Regions from separate parts of the Homo sapiens genome. Here region 2 is linked to region 1. A link is a loop called in an ENCODE intact Hi-C map of the cell type or tissue named here. Cell type or tissue: ovary. All regions are shown on one strand. Each heading gives the region's core, and the rest is flanking DNA. Links, peaks and the distances in the headings are about the cores only.

Region 1 (11,272 bases), core at 3,497-7,496:
CTGAATGTTTTTGCTTGCCCCCAATCATATGTTAAATTTAATCTCCAATGTAATAATGTTAAGAGGTGGAGCCTTTGGGAGGTAAGTAGGTCATAAGGACTACACCCTCATGAATGAGGTTAGTACCCTTATAAAAGAGGCCTGAGTGAGTTTATTTACCCTTTCCAACATGTAAGGACACAAAGAAGACACTATCTGTGACAAATGGGCCCACACTAGACACCAAATCTTCTAGTGCCTTGATCTTGGACTTCCCAGCCTCCAGAATGGTGAGCAATAAATTTCCATTATTTATACATTACCCAGTCTAAGGTACCTTGTTATAGCAGCCCAAACATACTAAGATACCACTCAACCAAAACAAAAAACAAAACAAGGCAAAATTAAGGGAGAGGTAAGCTGTACTGTAACCGCTCAATTTGAAGGAACTATCATTAAGTAAGCATTTATAGACATCAAAAAGGTCCAAGTCACTTAGTTATACAAGACAAGGAGGTATAGACAATATACCTTAGGAATACAGATGCAAAGACTCCTCAACAAAATATAAGCACATTGATCCAGAATATATTAAAGGAATAAAACATTATGACCAAGTGAGGTTTACCCCAGGAATTCAAGGCTGATTCAACATTTGAAAAGCAATCAGTGTAATTCATCATAATTAACGGATGAAACAAGAAAAATCACATAACCATATCAATTACTAATAAAAAAGCATTTTACAAAATTCAACATACATTCATAATAAAAACTCTCAGCAACCTAGGAATAAAAGAGACGTCCTCAATCTGAAAAAAGGCAAGCAGAAAAAAACCTACAGCTAGCATCATACTTAATGATGAAAGACTAGGTGTTTCCCCAGAAACTGGGAAGAAAGCAAGGATGTCCACTCTTATCACCCATGATTCAATATTTTACTGAAAGCTGTAGCCAGTATAAGAAAAATAAATAAATGACATTTAGATTTGAATGAGAGAAATATTTGCAGATGGCATGATGATCTATGTAGAAAATCCCAAGGAATTTACAAAAAAAAGTTTCTATAACTTATAAGTGAGTTTAGCAAGATCTAGTATATTTCAATATACCAATAATGAACAAATGGAAAATAAATCCTTTTTAAAGTACTACTTTTCAATAGCTCCAACCATAACAACAACAAAGAAGTATTGCTTTCACCCTAACAAAACATCTACAGAATCTGTACATTAACACTCTAAAATAGTGATAAAATAAAACTTTTTAAACATATAATGAAGAGACATTCCATGTTCATGTAGTAAGACTCAAGTTAGTCATCAATTCTCCCCAAATTGATCTATAGACTCAATGCAACTTCAATCAAAATCCCAACAGGATATTTTGTAGATATAAACTAAGTTTAAAATTTCTATGGAAAGGTAAAAAAAAAAAAACTAGAAAATGCAAAACAATTTTGGGGGGATATGCAAGAATCACACAATAATTTTAAGACATACAAAAACTACAGTGATCAAAACAATGTAGTATTGACAAAATGAGACACACAGAATGAGGAAACAAACTAGAGTTCAGAAATATAGTCAATTAGTTTACGATAAAGGTGCAAAGGCAACATTGGAAAAAGGATAATCATATCACCAAATGATGCTGGAACAACTGAATATCCGCATGCAAAAATGTTAACTTACACTCATTCCTCACTCCATATGCAAAAATTAACCCAAAATGTATTATACAACTGAATATCAGTAAACTTCATCAAAATTAAAATTTCTCCTCTGTGAAGGACACTGTAAGAAAAGACAAGCCACATACTCAGAGAAAATATTTGTACCCAGAATATATAAAGAACTCTCAAAACTCAAAATTAAGAAAAAAAATTTTAATGAACAAAATATTTAAACAGACATTTCACCAAAAAAAGTATCTGTCAAATAAATAAATGCAAGGATGCTCAATATCATAATCATTACAGTAGTGCAAATTAAAATCATACTGACTATAACTATGAACTTATTAGAATGACTAGCATGAAAAATGGTGAGTATGTGAAGCAATTGAAGTTTTTCATACATTGCTAGTGGAAATGCAGAAATGGCACAGGAATCCTGGAAAACAGTTTGGCAGTTTCATTAAAATGTTCAATACATACCTATCATATATGCCTCAACCATCCTACTTCTAAGTATCCTAATGAAATAAAAACTTAAGTTCACAGAGAATCTTGTACACAAAAATTGATAGCAATATTTAGTTATAATACAGATTGAGTATCCCAAATCCAAAAATCTGAAATCTGTAATGCTCCCAAATCCAAAACTTTTTGAGCACTGACATGATGCAAGTGGAAAATTCCACACGTAAGTACTTAACACAAACTTTGTTTCATGCACTGAAAATATTTAAAATATTGTATGAAATTACCTTCGCCTTATTTTATACAAGGTGTATATGAAACATAAATAAATTTTGTGCTTAGACTTGGGTCCCATCCCCAAGCTATCTCATTATGTATATACAAATATTGCAAGATCCTAAAACACTGAAATCTGAAACACTTCTGGTCTCAAGCATCTTGGATAAGGGATATTTAACCTATAGTCAAAAACCGAAAACAGTTCACATGTCCTTCAATGTGTACATGAATAAAGAAACTGTGGTACATCTACATAATGAAACAGTACTCTGCAGTAATGAACTACTGATACATGCAGTGACATGGATGAACCTCAACTGCACTGTATTAAGTGAAAGAAACCAGCTGCAAAGATTATATGCAGTATGATCACATTTATATGACATTCTGGAAAAGCTAAAGCTATAGGGGCAGAGAAGACATCAGTGATTGCCAGGGACTGGGATGGAGGGTGGTTTGCCTAAGAAAAAAGCAGCACAAGGTCATTTTTTGGGAAACTGGAATTGTTCTGTATCTTTCTACAAAAATTAGCCAGCTGCAGTGGCTCATGCCTGTAACCCCAGTTACTCGGGAGGCTGAGGCATGAGAATTGCTTGAACCAGGAGGCAGAGGTTGCAGTGAGTCAAGATCGCACCACTGCACTCCAGCCTGGGCAACAGACAGACTCCATCTCAAAAAAAAAAAAAAGAGAGAGAGAGATATGGGGTCCCACCATGTTGCCCAGGCTGGCCTTGAACTCCTAGATTCATGCAATCCTCCAGCCACAGCCTCCCAAGTAACTGGGGCTACAGGCGCATACAATTGTGCCCAGCTTGAATTGTCTATACTAAAATCTGTGAATCCTAAAATCTGTCGCTATAAATACAGTCTGATAACGATTAAAGTAAATTAGCATTAACTACTTTAAGTTTTTAGAGATTATAATTATAGAAATTTGTAATGAGCTCATCCAATATATTTCTCCCCAGTAAACAGCAGGAAATATCCATGAGCCCTCAAACTCCTCCAGCCTTGAAAATGAAATATTTGGGCCGGGCGCAGTGGCTCATGCCTGTAATCCCAGCACTTTGGGAGGCAGAGGCAGGTGGATCACGAGGTCAGGAGATAGAGATCTTCTGACTAACACAGTGAAACCCCGTCTCTACTAAAAATACAAAATTAGCCCGGAGTGGTGGCGCATGCCTATAACCCCCAGCTACTCGGGAGGCTGAGGCAGAAGAACGGCTTGAACCTGTGAGGTGGAGGTTGCAGTAAGCCAAGATCACACCATTGCACTCCAGCCTGGGCAACGAGCGAAACTCCGTCTCAAAAAAAAAAAAAAGTTTCCTATTAAGTGTTTAGGGGAAAAAAATGGAAAAAGTGGCTTACTGAGTGCCAGGCACCCTGCTAAGCGTGGTATATACACTGGCTCACTTAGTCCTCATATCCAGATGAGCAAATTGAAGTCTAGAGAAGTTACGTGAATTGCTCAAGATCAAAGATTGGAAAATGGCAGAGGAGGGGCTTGCTGACTCCTAAGTCCATCTTTAGCTTAAATCTTACACTTGACTTCTAATCTTCTAATTTTTCATTTTATTCCCTTCACTGTGGTCTCACAGGTTTCCCTTGTTTCTGACAATTGATAAACTTGCCTCTTTTTTCTTTGAAATGGAGTTTCACTCTTGTTGTCTAGGCTAGAGTGCAATGGCCCAGTCTCGGCTCACTGCAACCTCTGCCTCCAGGGTTCAAGCAATTCTCCCACCTCAGCCTCCTGAGTAGCTGAGATTACAGGTGTCTGCCACCACACCTAGCTAATTTTTGCATTTTTATTAGAGACGAGGTTTCACCATGTCAGTCGGGCTGGTCTCAAACTCCTGACCTCAGGCAATCCTCCTGCCTCGGCCTCCCAAAGTGCTGGGATTACAGGCGTGAGCCACTGCGCCTGGCCAAAGTTGCCTCCTTTTAATTCAGATCCTTGGCTCTCCTCCTCCACTCCCACTGGCCCCACCTCCCAACATTGGCCCTACTCCACCCCACAGGCGGTAACAGGGATTTACACCTCTTTCCAGATCCACCTGCCAACTCCTGCTCTGCTCTCCTCCCTCAGGGACCCATTAGCTACACAGGTCTTTCCTGTGCTCTTTCTAAAATGCAAATCTAGATATTTCACCAACTTAATTAAATGCCCTCAGCTGTCCTTAGGAATGAGACTAAGGCCTTTCCTGATCTGGTCCTCGCTACCTCTCCAGCCTCCTCACCCACTTGCTCCTTGCCCTGTGCCTAATCGACACACTCCTTCTGGGTTCTAGCCACCCTCTGGCTGAAATTCCTGTTATTCCTAGTCTGCCTACTCATCCTCCAAGGCTCGTCTGAAGACATTCCTCTAAATGTTTCCAGAAACACTTCAAGACAGAACTTACTGTTCCTCCTCCATCCTTTCCCAGACCACAAACCTGGATCACACCGCACTATGATCACTAGTCTTTCCTACCGGCCCAGAAGGTCTTTGAGAGCAAATACATTTGATTACTTAGTTCTGTCAGTGCCCTAAACAATTCAGGTTTTTAATCAGTGTCAGCTGGATGAGTTACTTTCCCTTTTCATGCCTATTTTAACATATTCCCTCTGGATAAAAATTCTAGATTTGCAGGGCTACAAACAGTAGAGCTGTCTTTGGTCCCTCCCTGGAGGCGCTTCAATTGCTGGCGAGATGGCTGCCTCAAGGCAACTTTGCTCACAGAGGATCACAGGAAAAAGCTCTTCAGTTCGAGAGGTATTTACCTATTGATTAGGTTCCTCTGTGCGTCGGTACTATCGAGAGGAAGCTGATGTCGTAACTCCGGTCCTTTTTCACTTTCTTAAATTTTTTTCCTCCCAAATGAAAAGTGGGTGAATGAATGAAAATCCACTGACCATCAAATGTATTTTACACTCTGAAACATTCCCCATTTTTGTGAGTGCAAATTAATTCAAATAGGATTTCCCTTCCTAACGGCACAATCAACTGCACTGTCTTCAAAAAGAGATGTGGACTGCTTGAAAATGAGACGCTTGTGTCACAAGGACATTGCACATGGACACAGAGCAGCATGATGGTTTCCAAGCCACACGCATCATGCCAGGCAGACCCCACCGCTAAGGCTAGAAGGAACTCTGGTGAAGCACTGACTCCAAACAAAGAGGGACTTTGGTCCAGCAACCCCGTCCCACCCTACAGCAGACGGGCTGGGGCCTGGACGCTCTACAACAGTAAGTAGTCTAGGATTCAGTTCTAACTGGCTTAGAGAACAATGGGTCAGGCGCTTTGGGTAATTTTTTATAACAGGCTCACCTTTTTTATAATATTTGATCCAGATTTTGACAGTTATGCTTTATTTATTTAGCCCACCCAGGAAATCAAGTATCCTACATAAATCAATCTTCCAGGGAGCAAAGCTTTAAGGGTTCTCTCAGAACCATTATTTTGACCATTCTTATGCAAATCTTTTAAAGATATATACATTTCTTTATTTCTGAAGTGACTACAGTGATTATAATTTAGTCAGTGCTAAGGAGTCGGCTTCATCAAAAAGAACATCAGTGATTATTCTGTGTTGTGACACTGTGATACCCTGAGGAGCTATTGAGATGTGAAGCTCTTTTCCCATAAACAAAATGGTCCCAGATTACAATGCCTTTAATTCTTCTGACAGCTTTTCATAATTCTTCTGTCTCCTCCTTCCAATGTTGCCCATCACTTCTTACTAATGTTAATTACTATGACTTCATTTCCTAAACTGCTGCCTTCATTTAATTTTATAGAGAATCCTAAATCAATGGGCCTGAGGGAGCTGTCACACCTCTCCTACGGAGTAGTATCTGTGAGCTCTGTGTCATTCTTCTCAGAGCTGAAAGGCCCCTCTCTCTCACTTCTGGATTTCTAGCCACTTTCCAAATGGCTGATGCTGCCAGGAACATTAAATTTTACTTCGCATTCAATGAATACATACTGGCTGGCAGAGGAGGATAGTGGCCTAGAAACTTCTTTGGTTAACCCTAGGAGGTCAACTGAGATTAAATCTTGCTATGGACAACTCACAAAATGTGTAATTGACAGTGGTCTGCAGCCAGAATACAAAGGTCTTAAGACCAAAAGCTTCTCTGTAAAGCTTTTGTAAAGCAAAAGCTTGCTTTACTCCGCTAAAGCAAGTAAGAAGGTGACGCATCCATGGTATTGTCTAGATCAAAGTCACAGCTGTTTTTTTTTTTTTAATTATACTTTAAGTTCTAGGGTACATATACACAATGTTACATACAGGTTACATACGTATACATGTGCCATGTTGGTGTGCTGCACCCATTAACTCATCATTTACATTAGGTATATCTCCTAATGCTATCCCTCCTCCCTTCCCCCACCCCACAACAGGCCCCGGTGTGTGATGTTCCCCTTCCTGTGTCCAAGTGTTCTAATTGTTCAATTCCCATCTATGAGTGAGAACATGCGGTGTTTGGTTTTTTGTTCTTGCAATAGTTTGCTGAGAATGATGGTTTCCAGCTTCATCCATGTCCCTACAAACGACATGAACTCATCATTTTTTATGGCTGCATAGTATTCCATGGTGTATACGTGCCATATTTTCTTAATCCAATCTATAATTGGTGGACATTTGGGTTGGTTCCAAGTCTTTGCTATTGTGAATAGTGCTGCAATAAACATACGTGTGCATGTGTCTTTATAGCAGCATGATTTATAATCCTTTGGGTATATACCCAGTAATGGGATGGCTGGGTCAAATGGTATTTCTAGTTCTAGATCCCTGAGGAATCGCCACACTGTCTTCCACAATGGTTGAACTAGTTTACAGTCCCACCAACAGTGTAAAAGTGTTCCTATTTCTCCACATCCTCTCCAGCACCTGTTGTTTCCTGACTTTTTAATGATCACCATTCTAACTGGTGTGAGATGGTATCTCATTGTGGTTTTGATTTGCATTTCTCTGATGGCCAGTGACGATGAGCATTTTTTCATGTGTTTTTTGGCTGCATAAATGTCTTCTTTTGAGAAGTGTCTGTTCATATCCTTCGCCCACTTGTTGATGGGGTTGTTTGTTTTTTTCTTGTAAATTTGTTTGAGTTCATTGTAGATTCTGGATATTAGCCCTTTGTCAGATGAGTAGGTTGTGAAAATTTTCTCCCATTCTGTAGGTTGCCTGTTCACTCTGATGGTAGTTTCTTTTGCTGTGCAGAAGCTCTTTAGTTTCATTAGATCCCATTTGTCAATTTTGGCTTTTGTTGCCATCGCTTTTGGTGTTTTAGAAATGAAGTCCTTGCCCATGCCTACATCCTGAATGGTATTGCCTAGGTTTTCTTCTAGGGTTTTTATGGTTTTAGGTCTAACATGTAAGTCTTTAATCCATCTTGAATTAATTTTTGTATAAGGTGTAAGGAAGGGATCCGGTTTCAGCTTTCTACATATGGCTAGCCAGTTTTCCCAGCACCATTTACTAAATACGGAATCCTTTCCCCATTTCTTGTTTTTGTCAGGTTTGTCAAAGATCAGATGGTTGTAGATGTGTGGCATTATTTCTGAGGGCTCTGTTCTGTTCCATTGGTCTATTTCTCTGTTTTGGTACCAGTACCATGCTGTTTTGGTTACTGTAGCCTTGTAGTATAGTTTGAAGTCAGGTGGCATGATGCCTCCAGCTTTGTTCTTTTGGCTTAGGATTGTCTTGGAAATGCAGGCTCTTTTTTGGTTCCATATGAACTTTAAAGTAGTTTTTTCCAATTCTGTGAAGAAAGTCATTGGTAGCTTGATGGGGATGCCATTTAATCTATAAATTACGTTGGGCAGTATGTCCATTTTCATGATATTGATTCTTCCTATCCATGAGCATGGAATGTTCTTCCATTTGTTTGTATCCTCTTTTATTTCATTGAACAGTGGTTTGTAGTTCTCCTTGAAGAGGTCCTTCACATCCCTTGTAAGTTGGATTCCTAGGTATTGTATTCTCTTTGAAGCAATTGTGAATGGGAGTTCACTCATGATTTGGCTCTCTGTTTGTCTGTTATTTGTGTATAAGAATGCTTGTGATTTTTGCACACTGATTTTGTATCCTGAGACTTTGCTGAAGTTGCTTATCAGCTTAAGGAGATTTGGGGCTGAGATGATGGGGTTTTCTAAATATCCAATCATGTCATCTGCAAACAGGGACAATTTGACTTCCTCTTTTCCTAATTGAATGCCCTTTATTTATTTCTCCTGCCTGATTGCCCTGGCGAGAACTTCCAACACTATGTTGAACAGGAGTGGTGAGAGAGGGCATCCCTGTCTTGTGCCAGTTTTCAAAGGGAATACTTCCAGTTTTTGTCCATTCAGTATGATATTGGCTGTGGGTTTGTCATAGATAGCTCTTATTATTTTGAGATACGTCCCATCAATACCTAATTTATTGAGAGTTTTTAGCATGAAGGTTGTTGAATTTTGTCAAAGGCCTTTTCTGCATCTATTGAGATAATCATGTGGTTTTTGTCTTTGGTTCTGTTTATATGCTGGATTACTTTTATTGATTTGCATATGTTGAACCAGCCTTGCATCCCAGGGATGAAGCCCACTTGATCATGGTGGATAAGCTTCTTGATGTGCTGAGTCACAGCTGTTTCTGAGTCTGGTCTTCCCTAGTTGAACCACAGACCCATGCAAAGGCAAGTTTCAAAGGAAGGCTGGGGCCATACTCCCTGGGGCATGTACCCCCTTAATCCTTTCTGTGACTCTCATCTGCAGTACTTCCCTAAGTGTCCTGACAAAGGAGATTCACAGCACACAAACTTTCCCTGGGTCTTGGCATGCCCTGAACATCTAGATCAGACCATGAGATTTTTGCCCAGGTTTGACTTCCCCACCTGGAAGAGCCAGGGCCCTTTCCACATAATGGTGTTACTTACAGTGACAGGCAGGTCTAGAGGATTAAGGTGCTTGTCCTGCCGGCAGAAAGCAAAAGCATAGAGAGAAGCAGACGGAATGAGCTTTCAGCTTACATTCAAACAAGGACCAGGAAGGAAGATTAACAGAGCCAAGCCATCCACCAAAGACAAGGACAGAAAGAACCACAGATGCTTTTGGTCTTCCCTCTAGAATCTACCAAGAGCTGGGTACATACATGATCCCACTTAGATTTCATCTTACTGAGCCCATGAGATTGTCAGAGAACTAAAACGTCTTACTTTTAACACCACTTGGGCTTTTCTCAGAGAAATCTAGAATGTTAGTGTTGGAAGGGCTGTCAGAGATCATTTAAACTGGCCCTTTCATTTTACAAAAAGAGAAACTGAGACCCAAAGAGGTTACAAGCACTTGCCCAGCCAGCAGCAGGGAGAGTACTTAGTTCCAGGCCCCTTGGCTCTTAGGTCAGGGCTTGTTCCACCACCCAGCTGATTCTTAGTTTCCTCATCTGTGAAACAGGGAGCTTGTTTTTCCTCAGACACCCTTGTGAGCTAAACAAGGCAGATGTTGTTGCTGCCATGTGACAGGTGAGGAAACTAAGGTTCACAGAGGCAGAGCTATTTGCATAATGTCACAGTTAATGAACAGGCGAAAGAAGATGTTTAGAATCTGCATCAGAGAACCTTTAAACATAAAACTTAGTGTGAAGTCCCATTTATATTGGAGCCCTTGGACTCAGGGTACCCACAGGGTCTCTTCTTCCTTATTCTTGATCCTCTAACCCAGGAGTTGGCAAACTATGGCCATATTAGGCTTGTTGCCTGTTTTTGTAAATAAGATTTTATTGGAAGACAGCCATACCCATTCATTTACCTACTGTCTGAGGCTGCTTCTGGCTACAATGGCAAGGTTGAGTAGCTATCACATAGGCCATATGGCCCATAAAGTCAAACATGTTTATTCTCTGGCCCTTTAGAGGAAAAAGTTTGAAGGGCCCTAATCTCATCTAAGATCCAGCTGGTTTCTCCTCATAGTTCTTCCCTGGGTCTTCCTTAGCAAAGCCACCCTGCTGGGCTCTAGACCAGAGGGCTAGGAGGAAGGACTCTTGGGAAAATGCCTGGATTTGTGCTCTCTGAACAGCAAAGAGTACGTGGGGTGAGAATTCTTCTCTCAGAAGAGCCCAGATGAAGAATGTGAAAAGGCAGCCACAGATCTGTCTCTAGTCCTCGGGAGGCTTCAGAAAAAGTGCATTAATCAGTGCAATGGCGTAGGTCTGAATCTCCTGTCTGGAGCTATGTCAATGGAGAAAGACGGCACAGGGAGATTAGAAGACTGAACAGCAAGATGATGCTTAGAGATAGTTTAAAACAATCATTTACAGATTATAAGCAAATAATGACCTGGAGCTAAGTCTCAAAAGCATCCAAAGTGGACATGCTCTTGACCCAGCAATTTCACTAATAGAAACTTATCCTAAGACAGTAATCAGAGAGCTATGCAAGATTTACTGACAAGGCATTTCACTAAAGTACAACTTAAAAAAGAATGGAAAGTAATCCAAATGATCACAGTAGCCAACTGTTTATATATATGAGAATCTTAAGTAGTTATTAAAAGTCATGTTTTAGGGTAAATAAACATTCTTAACCTGGGATTCAGGGATGGGCTTAGAGTATCTGTGAACCCCAGGAATGATACAGAAATTATTCTATGTAGTTTGCTGACGAAGTGGTATTTTCTCCAAACTGGTGAGAGTACATACTTGTTAACCAGATTTTCAAAGGTGTCTAGGTTGCAAAAAAGACTTAGAACTACCTTTTAGAAAAATCTTTGACATGGAGAAATGTTCAAGATATATTATTCAGTTAAAAAAAATCAAGGTACACATAGTATATATAATAAGATCCCAATTTTGTTAAAAATATGCATAAAAAATACTGAAGGGATATTTAATGTTTAACAGTGGGTAT
Region 2 (11,272 bases), core at 4,556-8,555, 430 kb before region 1:
AAAGGGAGTTCATAATCCATTGTGCCTATATGATAAACCTACATTTAAAAAATTCCAAAAGTACAAATGTTATGATTTTTATTGTTACTGTTTCTTTTTATTTATTGATTGATTGATTGAGATGGAGTCTCGCTCTGTTACTCAGGCTGGAGGGCAGTGGCGCCATCTTGGGTCATTGCAAGCTCCGCCTCCCGGGTACAAGCGATTCTCCTGCCTCAGCCTCCCAAGTAGCTGGGATTACAGGCTCTGGCCACCATGCCCGGATAATTTATGGTTTCTTTCTAATTTGAGGTCTCTCTCCTGAAGTGGCTGTAAGTCAAGATAGCCACTCTCTCCAGGGAGCTCTAACCAGGGGAACATTAGGCTTCGATGTGTTGGTCAGCTGAAGTATAATGAAACAGGAGAAATGTGTTACTCACAGTTCCAGAGAGGTCGGGAGTGCTTCTGGGGGCGCTGATAGGATGTCCAGGAGTGGCAGATAGCTCTCCTAGTGTGTGGAGAGTTGGGGGAGAGGAGGAGGGCCTGTGGGGCCAGGCCTAAGCTCCGTGGGCGTTATCCCTTAGGCTTTCCTGCTGGAGTTGCGGACTGGGGAGTTTAAAGTAAACATGTGTGAAGAGGGGACTTATTTACATGACTCCGGTGTGGGCCATTAGGTTTGCTCATGGTCAGCAGCTTTGGGGTTCCTTGGGCTGCGTCAGTGGCGTGAGGAACAAGTGGGTTAAGCAGCCGCAGAAGGAGGACGAGATTTTAACTCCGCCAAAGGTGACAGAGTAGCCCTGGGTGTCAAACAACTTCTGTCAGGCCTGAAAAGGGAAGTCAAATTAAATAATATTCAGCACTGATATTAAACAAATGTATGAAAATCCCTCCTTTAGTCCCTGGAATCACCTTCTGAATGTAAGACAGTTACAGTTTGAGTGGTGGAGATACAAACTATAAGGGGAACAGTATCATTTAACAAACAATTTATGCATTTTAGTAGGGAAGTTATGTTGTTTTGTGTTATGTTGAACTGATAAAGTATATGTAAAGATTAGTAGCATTACATGAAACCAAGGGGCAGAGCTGTTTGGAAATGCAAATTGAGAGATTTGTTTGGATATGCAAATTGAGAGATTGTGGCAGAAAGCTGGAGGGTGTAGTAGGAAACCCATCATGGAGTGGATGGTCCTCTCTCCCAGGAGATTGCCTTAAATGAGGCAGGTGCCACCCAGGGGGAAGAAATAATCTCATTGATTTTAGTAACAGATTCTCCTTTAGGTATGGGAATGTATGGGTGGACATGTGAGCAGACAGCAAGGAGTATACTGGGATCATTGGCTAAGCAGAGAGTGAGTCCAGGAAGAAAAGCAAAAATAAATCCTGTGTCCATTCATGCCTTAGGAGAGGCAGCCCATAGGTGTTGGTGGGGCAGAGTTTTTAGTGTCAGGTGAAATTATTTCCATGCAGAGGGCGAAGTCATCTGCAATGACAGGGTCTTTGGTTGGAGCAATATTGTCTGAGGTTGATGTCGTCATCAGGGGTGGGATTTTGGGCCAGGGTGATGTCATCTGGGATGTGGGACTAGGGTATCCTTTTAAAGTGTGTACCCACTCTTACGTTAGTTTACAATCTTACTTGGTTCACAGTCGGGTCACCAGATTGCAAACCAATGAAAGTGCTCAAATTGGTAGTAATAACACCAGGAGTTAATAGAATGGTGTATAGTTGCACCCAACAGGGCTTTTGTTTCTGGTGGAAGTTTAGGTTCAAATGGATCCCATATCAGATGAGCAGCTGCCTAGTTGTGAGTCTATGGTTAATCATTCCTAGGAGAGAATGTGCCCTTGATCTCACCTCCAATCCTTGTGGGACAGGGACAAGATCAAAAATGTATAATGATAGGTTAAGGTCAGAGAGTTAAGATAGAGAAGTTTAGAGGTTTATTTGTTGTACTGGAATTTGAAAAGAAGTTGTTTGAGGAGACTATTCTGTCTCTCAGTTAAAGCAGTTACTGGTTCGTATCAGGGACATGGAAGGTCTATTGAGTGCCTTCCTCAAGAGCCCAGCATGGTGTGTTCTAAGAAGTGCTATGTGTGTCTTGGTTAGTACCAACAAAGCCTGTAACTCTGAAGGGAAAAAGGGATGTCCTGGCAAAGTTTTGTATTGTGGCCTTGTTATAGGTGGAGATGTGATTTTTATTTATATTTTGGGTGTCCATCAGGCAAAAGATTACTAAAGTGTTTTTGTGTTTTGTTTTGTTTTTTTTACCTTGGAGAGAACAATTTTTAAGTAATGGCCTAATAGTTTATGATAAACATGAGGATGGGGTCATCACTTCGTCAGGGCATCCAGTGCTAAGATGACTGCCTGAACTTGGTCCAAGTCTGTTGGTTTTTGTCCCATCATTTATCAGAGACATCCTGGCTAAGGGATGGGAAGCAGCAGCTCTCCCCTTAGCCTCACCACATAGAATGTTCATCAGTGCTATCTGCCTAGTGTACAAACTTCCATTGCTATTCACTCAGTGAATCCCAAGGGGCTTCCCAGATGGTAAAGAGGTGTGGGGAAAGGATAGCCATATCTAATACCCTGGCATCTGACAAGGGATAGAGGACAGGGAAGAGTCTCCGTCCACAGGTGCATATATCAGAGGGCCCAGGTTTCGCTCCACCCTCTCTTTAGGAGGCCTCTGTAGCCATGCTGAGCTTGTCAGGGCTGTTTCCGTGAACCAAAGGATAATGGGCAGCTGGATGTGGAAGGTCACAGGCTCAGGATCTGTTCTGTGAAAGCCTCTATTTCCAGCCAGTCATTTGTTGTTTTAATGGTGTATAGCACGAGGCTGAGAGAGGCAATTTCTTCCATTAGAAGCCTGGGGCAATTAATGACCATTATAAGTGGTTCAGAGACTCCAGGAGGCCTGGGAAGAGGTTGTCAAAGCCTTTGCCATAAAAGGGTTTTTTTTCTTTTTTTGAAAGCACTAACAGGAGTGTCTATTGATTTTTAATTTATGCCACAGTATTAAGTCCATTAATTTTTTTATCAGTTGGTGCATTTTAGCAGTTGTTAAAGGTGAGTTAGAATCTATGTCATAGAGGCACAAAAGCCTATCAGTGTCCCATTTTATCTTTTTGTTATGTGAATTACTTATATAAAATCCTGTTTCCAGTTGGATAAAATTATAAAAATTTCTTTAAATTTATATTTTATATATACAAGTTATTAATTTATTATATATGTATATTAAAATATATGTATACACAATTTATGCATTGATCTTTTACTTTCCCCTCTGTGTCTAGGGATATGATCTAGGGCTATTATTATATTTGCCTTACTGGTATTTGTTCCGTACTTAAAGTTCATCTTCTTATTTTTTTTTTCTGACTTGTAATCACATGAAGTGGCAATCTTTTTTTGTTTGTTTGTCTTGTTTTCTGTTTTAGGTTTTTAGCCACTTGAAACCATGATTCCTAGTTCTGTCTCTGGCTGATAAAAGAGGGAAGAGAAAATGACCCAGTGTCTCTTAGCAACATTCTTTCCCCAGCTATCAGCCCCTTTTCTTCTTTTTTCCCCCAATTTTTAAATAAAACCTTATAAGGGCTTATATCTTTAAGTGGCTATTTTTTTTCCTTTCTCTTTGAATGTTTATCTGACAAGCTTCTGGTGGGTCCCAGGTGGTCCCTGTTGTGATCAGTGGTCTCCATTTGTGGTTTCCATCAGCCCCATTTGTAGGCAGCCACCTCCCTCTCTAGGGTGTCTGCATTGCATTGAATAGGCTGCAAGGAGCTACGGAAGCAAGGAAAAACAGTGACATAAGGCTCGCAGAGCCTAGCAGCACCACTGCCTGTGGAAGTTCATGGATTCCTGTGGAGGGGGCCCCACTTATTGGATGGTGCGAATACACCATCCACCAACACTGGGCTCTAATACATGGGAGTCTCCCAGCTTCTGTGTCTAGGTTTTGCCAAGCACCTGGTGTCTGTGCCCAATAGCCTCAGCACCAAGGTAGGGGTTGCCAATTTCTTCTCCCAGAACTTTATGACACAAATTGGGACCTTTGAATAGTTTAGCTACCTTGATTCTGACCAGTAGTTCCCATTTAGGGGAATGACAGCAACTATGGTTGCCCCTCTTGCAGTGCTAAGGCTGGCAATTTGTAGATCTTGGAGAGGACTCAGTTTTTTAAAAGCCACAGTTTATAGTCGGAAGTCTTGGTCACACTGGACAGATGCAACAAGGGATGGTGCACAGAAGCACAGATGCAAGTCAGCAAGCAGCAGAACCATCTGGATGGTGTTACACAGGCAGGAGAGCCAGCTGGGAAGTGATGTGCAACTTACCAGCATTCTGTTTCCTTTCTTGTGGTCCTGACCACGTACCCTGTCCGCTGCACCCATTTTTATGATCTTTATTGTTATGGTTTCTTTCCAACTTGACCTTGAAGTTTCTTTGTTGACAGTGGTAATAAGCCAAGATGGTTACCTCTAGGGAAGTCCTGACAAGGGGCAGAGGTGGAGTTCAGTTTGGGTGTGTGGGTCAGGTGAGACATAATGAGGAAGGGAAACCAAAAGCCATGAAATGCAGTAATTTGTTACTTACAAATCCCAGAGAGGTTAGGGCTGTCCACAGGGGCTGCAGGGAACTCAACCAGTGTGAGGAGAGCAAGAGACAGAAAGAGCAAATGACCTGTGAGCCAAAGCCTTTCCTGGGATCCATGGCATCGCTAGGCAGGTTTCCTGTGGGGAGTCCCAACTGGTGGGTTTAGAGCAGGAAGTCACACTGTGACTGACAGGGGATTACTGTGGCCTATCTGTGCAGTCCATATGGCGTGGACTCTCTCTTAATGTCCACTCAGAAATGATTTTGGAAGTATCTACCACTGACACTTACGCAGACTGGAGCTTATGTCAAAAGCCTGTGATCTCTTCCTGCAAGGACTGAGGGGATTTGGGGCCAGGAAATTTCCAGATGCTGCTACCTGGCACACACTATTTGAAAGATAATTGCTAGCTTGCTATTGGGCATCAGTTGAGACTGCCTCAATGACTGAAGGACACAAAATAATCATGAAACCTGAGAAATCCATATTTTGGGTGATATCAGAGAAACACTCTAGTAAGGAAGGCAGTGTCCAGAAGATTTCCATGATAAAAAGGAAATGGCTCAAACAGAAGCATACTACTGGAGAATGAAAGGAGAAAACCATCATATTCCCGAGCAGATGGCACCTTTTCCCCCAGGACCAACTTTGGAACCCTCAGAGGAGCTGCTGGATCAACAGAACCTGAAGAACAGCTTTTGATTGACTAACAAGCTGTTGCTTGGTTTAAAAATGGCGGTTACATGATGAACACACAACATCTTGTTCGGAAAGTTGCAGCCTAAAGACCAGCGGGTGGAAAGGCTCTGATTGAAGATGAGAATAAATCAGCTCAATAGGCTGAATTGCATGCTTTTTTCCTAGCAGTGATGGAAGACATTAACAATGGCACAGGCTCCAATGTTTGGGTTTTTACAGACTCGTGGGCAGAGCCCAAATCCTGATCATATGGTCAGGTAGCTGGGTGATGGAGAACTGGACCATTAAAGGGATGCCTGCATGGGCCATAGCCCTATGAAAGTCTTTCTGTGAATTTAAGGGGGCATTACAGTAAGACTTGTTAATGCCCATCAAGAGAACTCCTTTCCAGGTTTGCCGAGTGATTGGAACCACCAAGTGGACCCTTTGACGTGCTCCCCTGAGATCCATGGAATGAGTGAACATGGGGGTGGGGATGCTGCAGCAATGCAGGGATGGCTGAATCCAGACATGTTACTCTTATACAAGCTGAGGCACAAAATGACAGCAAGAACTATTCTGTGTGCCAGCAAGAGAAACAGAGACCAAAGATGGCTATGGGGAAGGTCACCCAGGGAGAAGCACATAGCTGGCAAGTTGATTACATTGGACCAATGCCAATAGTTCTGGGGGCTGTAAATTTGTCCTGACAGGAATAGATTTTTACCCTGCTGTGTTCTGCATACCTGGTTGTAGACGCAAATGCTCAAAATACTATTAAAGAATCAGAACAGCAGCTACTGTACCAATTTGGGACCTCAAGTTACATTTTGTCAAATCAAACCGATAGCATGCAACAAGGGGCAAAGATGTCACATCAAATGAACACATCATGTTGCATATCATCCTAGGAGTAATGGTTTAATAGAAAATTGGAACAGGCAGTCAAAATAGTTGCTGTTTAAAACAGGGGGAGATAAAAGCATATGGAGCTGGTTGACCGGGCATGGTGGCTCACCCCGTAATCCCAGCACTTTGGGAGGCCGAGGCCGGTGGATCACGAGGTCAGGAGATTGAGACCATCGTGGCTAACACGGTGAAACCCTGTCTCCACTAAAAATACAAAAACAAAAAATTAGCCAGGTGTGGTGGCTGGCGCCTGTAGTCCCAGCTACTTGGGAGGCTGAGATGGGAGAACGGCGTGAACCTGGGAGATGGAGCTTGCAGTGAGCCAAGATTGGGCCACTGCATTCCAGCCTGAGCGACAGAGCAAGACTCTGTCTCAAAAGAAAGAAAAAAAAAAGCATAGGGAGCTGGCTGACCTGCTTCACAAGTGTGTGCTCACACTCAACATGAGGGGGCCCAAGGGAGGGTGTCCACTGGCTAGAAAGGCTAAACCATTAATAAGGGGTCCACCCTCATAACTCAAACAGCTACCACTAGGCCCACCTCCAACATTGGAGGTCCCATTTTACATGAGATTTGGAAAGGACACACATCCAGATTTTATCATTCCACCCCGGCCCTCCAAATCTCATGTTTTCCTCACATTGCAAAATACAATTTTGCCTTGCCAGTACTCAAAGTCTTAATTCCTCTCAGCATCACCTCAAAAGTCCAAAATCTCATCGGAGACTCAAGGTAGATTCCTTCCACCTATGAGCCTGTAAGATCAAAAACAAGTTATTTACTTCGAAGATATGATGGTGGTACAGGCATTAGGTAGATATCCCCATTCCAAAGAGGATAAATCAGACAAAAGTGCCAAAAATGCTTTTGTTTTTGGGAAAACTCCCTTTTGACTCCTGACATGATATTGAAATGGCTACGTTGTCTAGGGGTATGTACTGAAACAGCTACATTGTCTGGGGTATATACCCTGGGGTTTGTTGTCTTGCCCTGAGAAAGAATTCAAGACAGAGACACATGTGAGTGGGTTAAGGAGTGGAAAGTTTAATAGAAGAAAGGAGAGAGGAGAGCAGCTCTGAGAGACAGAGAGAGAGAGAGAGAGAGAGACATCCAAAAAGCGGGGAGGGGACAGGCCACAACAAATTTTATAGGCACCCTAATCTTACTATGCAAATGGACTTTCCAGTTGATGGGTGCCATCTTGTTTTCTTCTTACTGTAAACTTGGCTGACAAAGAGAAAGGAAGATGGAGCTGCCATCTTGAACATGATTGGCACAACTGCTGGTATCTATGTCTGCCGCTCGATTTTACAGGCTGATCCTCATTAGAAAGGAAAATAACTTGGAGCTGGTTTTCATTAAAAAGAAAAGCCTTACCAAGGACTCCTATACCTTTACTATCTGCCTAAGTAATTTATTCTTAACTCCTATAAATGTCTGCTGCCTTCAACACTTTGCTGGTACAAAGAAAGTGACCTCCAAAAAAATGGGCAAACTTTGGAATGGATTAAGTTGGTCAGAATGCCCCCGACCACTCTCTGCCTCTTTTGAGGTGTTGTTGGGGACCTGCTGTACTTAAGACTTGGCTGCTGGTGACACCATTTGAGCATTTGTATTTGTCTGCCTGTGCAGTACCATAGGAGCTTTGCTCAGCTTGGACTCAGCTGTCTATGGAGACATTTGGACCTAGGGAGCAGGATTTAGGACCTCACCCAACCCCTTGACTGCGGACTCATTTGGAAGCATGCTATTTGTTTGCATGTGTTGATAGATTACTTTGTGTGTGTGCCTTGATTCCTCCTGTACTCTCCACCTCCAGTTTCACCCTCCTGATCATCTGGGAGAGCTGCCCACCTGGGGTACTGAGACTTCCTGATGGAAGATAAATGAGAATGGTGGGGCAGTCACCCCACACTTTCTAGGGGCTGGAAGGCTCCAGAATTTCCTGTTGGTTGCTTGAGTATTTTTGTTCCCCTCTTTTCTTTCTCACACTCTACTTGTAGAAGTTGGTTCTTATGCAGAGGTCGGCCAGGCTACAGCTTTCTCTGTTTTCTTTTCTGCATGCTTTAAATCTGCTGTTACTTTTCTGCTGGTGCAATGATAAAACCACTGTTTGGATCCAACTTTTTTTTTTTTTTTTTTTTTTGGAAACTGGTGAGTTTGTATTGATATCTTATGGCTAGAGTTCTGAAATAGAAGCTATAGGAAAGTTAAGGAGTATTCATAAATTAAGTGAATAAGCCCCAGTGCTTTACAAGTTCACGTGACTTAAGTAAAATCTTTAATAAATAAGCTGACTTTAAAATTATTGGTAAAATAATATGAGAAATGTCTTGAGAATTGCCAACATACAAAATACAGACCCAGCCCCAAACAGAAAGATCTTTCTATAATTTTTATAAGACGTTTGATATTATTTAATGAAAACAGCCAAATCTTCTGAGTTATCAACAAAATGCCCACGTATTTAACTTTACAATTCTTACTTAGATAAACACCTGATGTTCACAAGCTTTAAAAATGGTTAACATGGAAGTAACTTTAAATAATGACTGACCTTGTGTAAAATATCAGTTTTCAGAAGTAATATAATAAATGGTTAAAAATGGGAAAATTAGGTTTATATAAATGATATAAATGCTTGTCAGTAAACTTTTTGTATAATTGAAAATCTTAAAATCATTTTGAATGGTTATTGGATGTCTGGGTTATTTCCAGTTAAGAAAGAGTTATTATACGGGAAACATGTTCCAAAATTGTGGAATGGTTTTCATCTGTAAAATGCTAATATCTGATAAGCAGTTTAGGATTTCTTGCTTCCTAGGTTTGTATCAAATGTGCCGAAGAAGACATCTTCTTATTGAGAAAAAGAACATTGTCTAATTTGAAAGTTATCTAAAAGTTCATTCAAATTATGGACTTGAAAACATTATTGCCTCCATGTAACTGTCTGTTGCTTTAAAAGTTCTCATGCTGTTAAATTATAAGGCTTTGACTCTTGAGTCTGAAAAGAGGACATGATAATATTATGGCTAGCCTTAATTCTCTTGAGTAGTTAAAATCCTTTGCAAGCTCAAAAATGACTGCTTTAGACACCATCTGGGAAAAGCACCAGCTGTTGCCTTGTGCTACAGCTCAGTAGCTTAGGCTTTGCTCTTTCACATGGGAATGGTAGGTTCAATTCCTAGATTCGAGAATGAGTCATTTCTGTTTTCATAGTTGTGAAACTTTTGCCTCTTGTTGATTGTTTTTCCCTCCGGGGACAGCTTCTGATTTTCTGTCTTGAATTTTCTTTTATCTGAGCTACCCTGGGGCAATTCTGGACCTTGTGAAAATTGTTTGCCATCTCTTTGGAGACACCTCACGCATCCGTGGTTAAGTCATAACTTTAGTGAAGGCTTATTGGGCTCACTTGGGAGCACAACTTTTGGGGAAAAAAAAGAGCTTAAAAGTCAGAAGTATCAGCTATTTGTCCCAGTTAGAGTCTGGTAATAAGAGATTTTAAAAGATTTTCTTTAAAAAGCTCTATGGTTAAAAGTCAGCTTAACTAGGATAGGCAGCGTGGCTCACGCCTGTAATCCCAGCACTATGGGAGACCAAGGCGGGCGGATCACGAGGTCAAGAGATCAAGACCATCCTGGCCAACATGATGAAACCCCGTCTCCACTAAAAACACAAAAATTAGCTGGGCGTGGTGGTGCGCGCCTGTAGTCCCAGCTACTCAGGAGGCTGAGGCAGGAGAATTGCTTGAACCTGGGAGGTGGAGGTTGCAGTGAGTCGAGATTGCGCCACTGCACTCCAGCCTGGCGACAGAGTGGGACTCCGTCTCAAAAAAAAAAGAAAAAAAAGTCAGCTTAACTGAAAATTGATAGCCAGCTCTCTCTCTGTATATATAAATTTAAAACGCCTTTATGCTTTTCCTCTTCTTGGATCTCTTTTTTTTTTTTTAGTGTTTTTTTTTTCTTTTCTTCTTTTCAGTCAATCGAATTCCGTTTGCTTTCTTGCCACCTTTGATGCCCACATTAGAGGACCTAAGGTAATTTCTGACAGTCTGGGACTCCTTGAGATAAACAGAGTAGGTGCCACACACTCTATTTTGGGAGAAACCTTTGTTTTCCTCATGGAACCCCAGAAATTATAAATGGACAGATCCCTCTCAAAATCTAAGGCTCTGTTCTATTTTGCATCGTGTTACCTGCGTTTTTTGACTCTGGGGGGGACAACAGAAATTACTTTGCATTATGAGAGGACTTTTAGCCTTGGTGTGTAATAGTGAGGTAGGAGATGTGTTTTTAGGGAAGACCAATGGCAGTTGCTTACAGTGAATGGTCATTACTGTAGGCTGATATTCCTTTCTTCTCATGCTTAAATGAAAAAATAATGCTCTAGGGCAACTGAAAGGTATGGAATGGGGGATGAGCTGATTACAGAATGGGCTGATTGGCTTGGCTTTGCCCACCAGCCATGGGGGAATGTTCTTGACGTGAGATGCATGGTAAAAGCACTGCACTTTGTTCTGTAGCATTTCGCTCTTTTTTGAGACTCAGGATTCAGTATAAAAATGGGGTCTTTAATTTTTTTTTTTAAATCTGTTCTGCTTTCTAGCAGTGCCTCCTTCTCAGGTATGTAAATGTTACGTCCTTAAAACTGCATGCCGGGCCGGGCATGGTGGCTCACGCCTGTAATCCCAGCACTTTGGGAGGCCGAGGCAGGCAGATCACAAGGTCAGGAGATCGAGACCACCCTGGCTAACATGGTGAAACCCCGTCTCTACTAAAAATAAAAAAAAATTAGCTGGGCGTGGTGGCGGGCGCCCGTAGTCCCAGCTACTCGAGAGGCTGAGGCGGGAGAATAGCGTGAACCCGGGAGGCGGAGCTTGCAGTGAGCCGAGATAGCGCCACTGCACTCCAGCCTGGGCAACAGAGCGAGACTCCCATCTCAAAAAAATAAACAAACAAACAAAAAAAAACTGCATGCCTTCTCAGTTCGTCAAAGGGCTCCACCATGAAGCCAGCAATCCAATTAAGAAACTTAAAAACCAGCAAATGAAAAATCGTGCAACTAGTGATTTTCTTCTGCCTGTCTGTGTATTTATATATTTGT

The links. Hi-C counts contacts between places; a loop is a spot of excess contacts. Peaks named below come from ENCODE experiments on the same cell type or tissue, not always from the same donor. Only the 100,000 strongest peaks of a DNase experiment are listed, where the experiment ranks them.
Region 2: it touches region 1 in a loop (4-fold over the local background); 1 of 110 quality-filtered maps calls a loop at or near these places.

What each region holds. Positions count from the first base shown.
Region 1 is chr15:23,094,608-23,105,879 of GRCh38, reverse strand. It overlaps the pseudogene ELMO2P1. Among named protein-coding and RNA genes, the nearest start is that of GOLGA6L1, 37 kb to the left of the region's middle. In ovary, for the core only: no CTCF peak of the experiment used is centred there; a DNase peak (open chromatin) is centred at 5,562.
Region 2 is chr15:23,530,349-23,541,620 of GRCh38, reverse strand. No RefSeq gene overlaps it. Among named protein-coding and RNA genes, the nearest start is that of MIR4508, 26 kb to the left of the region's middle. In ovary, for the core only: no CTCF peak of the experiment used is centred there; no DNase peak of the experiment used is centred there.